2 separate regions of the Homo sapiens genome follow, and region 1 is linked to region 2. A link is a contact called in ENCODE Hi-C or POLR2A ChIA-PET data. All regions are on one chromosome and are shown on one strand. The core of a region is the stretch at or near the end of the contact, and the rest is flanking DNA. Distances in the headings are between cores, read along the strand shown.

The links. Hi-C counts contacts between places; a loop is a spot of excess contacts on that map. ChIA-PET counts read pairs that join two places held with the same protein, here RNA polymerase II (POLR2A). Pooled maps may share reads with other maps.
Region 1: a map with no recorded cell type shows a loop between it and region 2 (1.9-fold over the local background). The contact joins two enhancer-like sites. A Hi-C loop is called at or near these places in 9 of 168 maps with a recorded cell type or tissue (CD14-positive monocyte, Right ventricle myocardium superior, cardiac septum and 6 more), 2 of 37 single-sample maps with no recorded cell type and 4 of 50 pooled maps. POLR2A ChIA-PET finds 5 or more read pairs at or near these places in 10 of 52 experiments (B cell, CD4-positive, alpha-beta T cell, GM10248 and 7 more).

What each region holds. Positions count from the first base shown.
Region 1 is chr2:64,778,915-64,781,614 of GRCh38, forward strand. All of the region lies in intron 1 of LOC105374776 (a long non-coding RNA gene), which reads left to right. Among named protein-coding and RNA genes, the nearest start is that of LINC01800, 83 kb to the right of the region's middle. Within about 2 kb of position 1,342, at least 3 of the 41 ENCODE cell types and tissues checked have a DNase peak (open chromatin) inside an H3K27ac peak, as active enhancers do.
Region 2 is chr2:64,818,083-64,820,782 of GRCh38, forward strand. No RefSeq gene overlaps it. Among named protein-coding and RNA genes, the nearest start is that of LINC01800, 44 kb to the right of the region's middle. Within about 2 kb of position 1,434, at least 8 of the 41 ENCODE cell types and tissues checked have a DNase peak (open chromatin) inside an H3K27ac peak, as active enhancers do.

The DNA of each region.
Region 1 (2,700 bases), core at 92-2,591, 39 kb before region 2:
GTCTGTCCAGAGTCCTGGACCTAACCTTTCAGGGCTCTTTTTTTTCTCCTATTAACCCACGACTTACTGACCGTGAGAGAAATAGAGTCTGGATTGAAGACAAGCTGGTGTCCTGTAAAGAATGAGCACATAAAACAGTTCAGCAAGTGGCTTCTTTGATTTACTTGTGAAAAAATAGCAACAAAACATTTCAGCAAGGATACCACTCCTAGGTGGCTATGCAGGCAGCACTGAAGTGTAAAGGCACTCCTGAGGCCACAGTCATGCCAGATTTCCCCCTTTGTGAAATGAAACAGATATGACCCTACCTTGCAAGGTGGTTGTCAAAATCAGGGCACGGTAAATGCAAAGTATCCATGGCAATGCTTATACACAGGATGTGTTCACTGAATGATGACGATTTGAGAATGAAGTTGGGCAGCCCTCATCCAGTGCAGCCTCAGCATTGCTGGTAATAAATATGTGACCCATTCTAAAGCTCTCTTGGCAGCCTTATCTGATATAGATTCTGAGGTCACAGTCATTTCTTAAGGCCACAAGACCGTGCCAAGACCCACTCAGGTATTTTACGCAGTTTATTTCCTTCCTCATCCAGCAGCATCAATGACTTTAGACATTAAACATTGGAAGAATGCTTCTGTGTCATACTTTAAAACTGATTAGGACTGCGTCCAAAAATAACATCAAAAGAATTCTCCAGTTTCCAGATAGGAGCCAGTGCTGTGAGCTGTCCTAATGCCACAGATAAAACAAGAGGGGTGCTGCCATCTTTTCTAGGAGAGTGAATTCTCCTCTTTATATATGGAGGAAAAATTCTCTGCAGTGAGGAAATCATTGATTAATCCCACGAAACCCATACTTTGACATTGGTTGCCTTTTCCTCTGAAAGTTTTACTTTTCCTTTCCTCCCTTTTTCTTTTTCTTTTTTTTTTCTTTTGAGATGGAGTTTCTCTCTTGTTTCCCAGGCTGGAGTGCAATGGCGTGATCTTGGCTCACTGCAACCTCCGCCTCTCGGATTCAAGCGATTCTCCTGCCTCAGCCTTCTGAGTAGCTGGGATTACAGGCATGCACCACCATGCGCGGCTAATTTTGTATCTTTAATAGAGAAGGGGTTTCTCCATGTTGGTCAGGCTGGTCTCGAACTCCCGACCTCAGGTGATCCATCTGCCTCGGCCTCCCAAAGTGCTGAGATTACAGGCGTGAGCCACCATGCCCGGCCCTTTCCTCCCTTTTTCAAAAATTCTCATCCAATTATTACTTCCTCTCAGCTCCTCTCTATTAATCACTTTCCTGTTTGCTGACTTTCCTTTTCTTCTCTCTCATGTTTGCCTGCTGTACTTAATCTTTGGTGAATCACTTTATTTTTTCACTTGCCTACTCCACAGTTCTTCCGAGTGAGATCTGAAGTTCTTAAGCTCCTTTTCTCTCCTGTGTGGCTCTTCTGACCTTTAAGATACAGTGGCTACCACTCTGGCTCAGAATGCTGCAAACCTCCCTTTTCCACCAAGTCCATTTAGTTTAGAAGAAGCTTTTTTTTGTTTGTTTGTTTTTGAGACGGAGTCTCGCTCTGTTGCCCAGGCTGGCATGCAGTGGCATGATCTCGGCTCACTGCAACCTCCGCCTCAAGGGTTCAGGTAATTCTCCTGCCTCAGCCTCCTGAGTAGCTGGGATTACAGGCGCAAGCCACCATGCCTGGCTCATTTTATTTTTAGGAGAGGCAGGGTTTCACCATGTTGGCCAGGCTGGTCTCGAACTCCTAACCTCAGGTGATCCGCCAGCCTCTGCCTCCCAAAGTGCTGGGATTACAGGTTTGAGCCACCGTGCCTGGCCTAGAAGAAGCTTTAGTTCCTTCTACTTAATGGCCAAGGCCTCAGAGAGACTCTCAGACTAGGAAAATGGCATGCTCAGTGAATCCTTGTTTCCTTACAGCCTGAAAGAGTTAATATGCAAACAGCACTTTATGAATACAAAGGATAGGCTGACATATTAGGGAAAATAGAGTGCCTTGTATGTTGCTGCCTCCTTCAGAACAATTTGAGGCTAAGAGAGCTCGTAGGCCTTAGCAGGTGTTGTTAGCACACACAGGGAGCCAGGAGAACCCCTTGGCCTCAGGGCCATAGCTACATGCCCTCTGAGTTTTGTTAGGAAGGTCCTGCCCCTCCATTTTTCTTTTCTTTTTTTTTTTTTTTTTTGAGATGGAGTCTTGCTTTGTTGCTCAGGCTGTGTAGTGCAGTGGTGCAATTTCAGCTCACTGCAACCTCCACCTTCCAGGTTCAAGCAATTCTCCTGCCTCAGCCTTCTAAGTAGCTGGGATTACAGGCGCGTGCCACCACACCCAGCTAATTTTTTGTATTTTTAGTAGAGACGGGGTTTCGCCATGTTGGCCAGGCTGGTCTCAAACTCCTGACCTCAAGTGATCCACCCACCTCAGCCTTCCAAAGTGCTGGGATTACAGGCATAAGCCGCTGCGCCCGGCCCCTGCACCTCCTTTTGTTATGGCCCCCATGAGTACCCAACTCACCTCTCACCTCTGCTCCAACTTCTTGGCCAACACAACACATCAGAGAGAACTGGACCTTGGCTCATTCCTTTCCAGTGGCCAACCAGCCAAGAGAACACCTGCTTTTCATTCTCTTCAGGGAAGTGTGAACTTTTCCCTTGGGGCTATAACCTGCACCTATGCTATAACACCCTTCCCCT
Region 2 (2,700 bases), core at 184-2,683:
TTTTTTTTTAAACACTGTATTTATGTCCTATATCTCTTGGCCTTCTCCCATTTCGTCTGTAGTCTTTTACTGCCTTGCAGCATTCATTGCCTCAGGGGGCAAATGACATGACAGAAAAGCAGCACAACAGTTTAGGAGCTGTCAGAAGAAAGCCTTTTGAACTGCAAAGTTTAAGTCTGGGCCTGGCGCAGTGGCTCAGGCCTGTAATCCCAGCACTTTGGGAGGCCGAGGCTGGCAGATCACCTGAGGTCAGGAGTCTGAAATCAACCTGGCCAACATGGCAAAACCCCATCTCTACTAAAAATACAAAATTTAACTGGGCTTGGTGGCAGGATCTGTAGTCCCAGCTACTTGGAGGCTGAGGCAAGAGGATGGCTTGAACCTGGGAGGTGGAGTTTGCAGTGAGTCGAGATTGCACCACTGCATTCCAGCCCAGGTGACAGAGCAAGACTGTCTCAGAAAAAAAAAAAAAAAAGTATAAGTCTGAAATAATTGAAGGTGTCAAGTTTGTGCCCTAAATATTGGAACTGGAAAAACAATCAGATTGCCCTGTCTCCAGGAATATGGGATTATCAGGACTATGGAAGGGAGGAAAGAAGCAAAGCGAGGCAGAAAGTTGGCAGGGTCCCTGAGAGAGGGGCCTGCAGCTTGCTCCTTGCCCAGGGACTTGATCTAGAGTCCCTGATCTGCAATGATGAGTGACAGGAAAGCAGAGAGGACTGGTGCCTCCTGTCCCCAGGGCAGAGGAATTGTTTTCAAAATGTGCTCAGACAGAAAGGCTGTAGGTCAGAACCAGGTGCTGGAAACAGTGGCTTGCTCCCTGTGAACTACGAAGTGGTTTTGAGGTAGCAAAGAGAGTGATGGGTTTTAGATATGGAGTAAAGGAGGACCATCAAGCAGAAGCCTGCAAGAATGTCAGCCCTCACACTGCAACATAACGACAGGTGCCACTGTGGGTAGATAAGCACACGTAATAGCAAGTCCTAGCTACCGCCCATCACCTGGGAACTTAGACAAAACTTGGGATAGGGCAGGGACCCAAATCAATGAAATAAGGATGCTGCCACCTAGCAGAATGGACATTCAAAATAGAAATTAAAGTCATTTATAGAAAAAGTAAATACAATTGCATCATTGCTCAATTTTACACTTCTCATCCAGACCTTGAGATTTGCCCTCACTCTAAGATAATGCATGTAGCTGCTTGATGTATAATATATGCTCAGTAAATGCTAGCTACTATTAATATTATTGTTACCTTTGATCCCAGGACAAGACCCTGAAGAAAGTTCTTGCACTCTTTAAAGAAAGTTCCATTACTTTCTTTTAGAGAATCAAGGAAGGAAAGGGGGGTCATTTTATTCCTCCCAAGGGACACTCAGGTTTGTCACATGAACAGTCATGGTGGGAAAATGGGTCATCAACAACCAGAGAGGACATCTGTGGAGCGTCTTTATGACTGATAGAGTAAGTTCCCTATGTCCCAGTTTGTTGTGGGAAGTTAGGTGGAACCATGTGACTAATTCTAGCCCATGCAATGGAACAGAAGTCAAATATGCTATTTTCCTGCACACTAAAACTTCTCTCCAACCAAAAACAAAGTACTCTGAGGGCCCAGCAGACAGGCAGAACCATGAGAGAGGAGGAGCCTGGGTTTCTGAGACGCTCCCTGGAGAAGAGCCCCTTGGAGAGAGCCAACTAGGACACTTAGGTTGGGCTGTTCCTAAGTTAGAAATAAGCTTTTCTTGGGTTAAGCCATTAAAACTTTGGGGCTGTTTGACACAGCAGTCTATCCTGATACACACTGTACAAATACTAGAGTATGTTCAGTGAGTTCCTGTCAACACGATTGTGGGTTCCCCACCCCCGTACCCCTCTCCCACCCCTGCCACCACACTTCATCCTTCACAGCAGTCTCCTCGGAAGCCAGAGAGTGAGTGGGTATGACTGTACCTTATTTGCCTCGTAAATGTTCTTCCGGATTTAGACATTAACAAGAGTGAGCATAAGTTGGTTTCATTTTTAGGAACTTGAAAATCCTAGATTTGAGAGCATTTTTAGAAATGAAAGGCACATTTGTAGTCATTTGGCCCAACCATTAAAACAAGCAGGGAGAAAACCGAACCCTTGACAGGGACTGCTGTAAGGCCACAGAGCTGGATAGTACTGACGCCAAAATCAGGACCCACTTCTTCAGAGCTGCCTTCAATGTTCCTCTAGGTACTTTCAAATGTCCAGCATAGCATCACATTGACAACTCAAACTTCAAGATTGGACCAAAGTGGACTAAAATTCTGGCTCCACCTCTTACCAGGTGGACCATTTTAGGACTAGCATTTAACTTCTTTGAGGGTCGGTTTCCTTATCCGTAAAATGGAAATAATAATAGTAAGAGTACTTTCCTCCTAGTGTTGTCATGGCAACTAAATAGCTCCATGAATTTAAAGTACATGGCACAAGGGCCAGGCGTGGTGGTTCACGCCTATAATCCCAGTGCATTGGGAGGCCAAGTTGAGAGAATCTCTTGAGGTTAGGAGTTCAAGACCAGCCTGGGCAACATAGTAAGAGCCTGTATCTACAAAAAAAAAAATTTTTTTTAATTTGGGACATGATGGCACATGCTCTGTAGCCTTAGCTACTCAGGAGGCTGAAGCAACAGGATGGCTTGACCCAGAAGGTTAAGGCTACAGTGAGCTATGA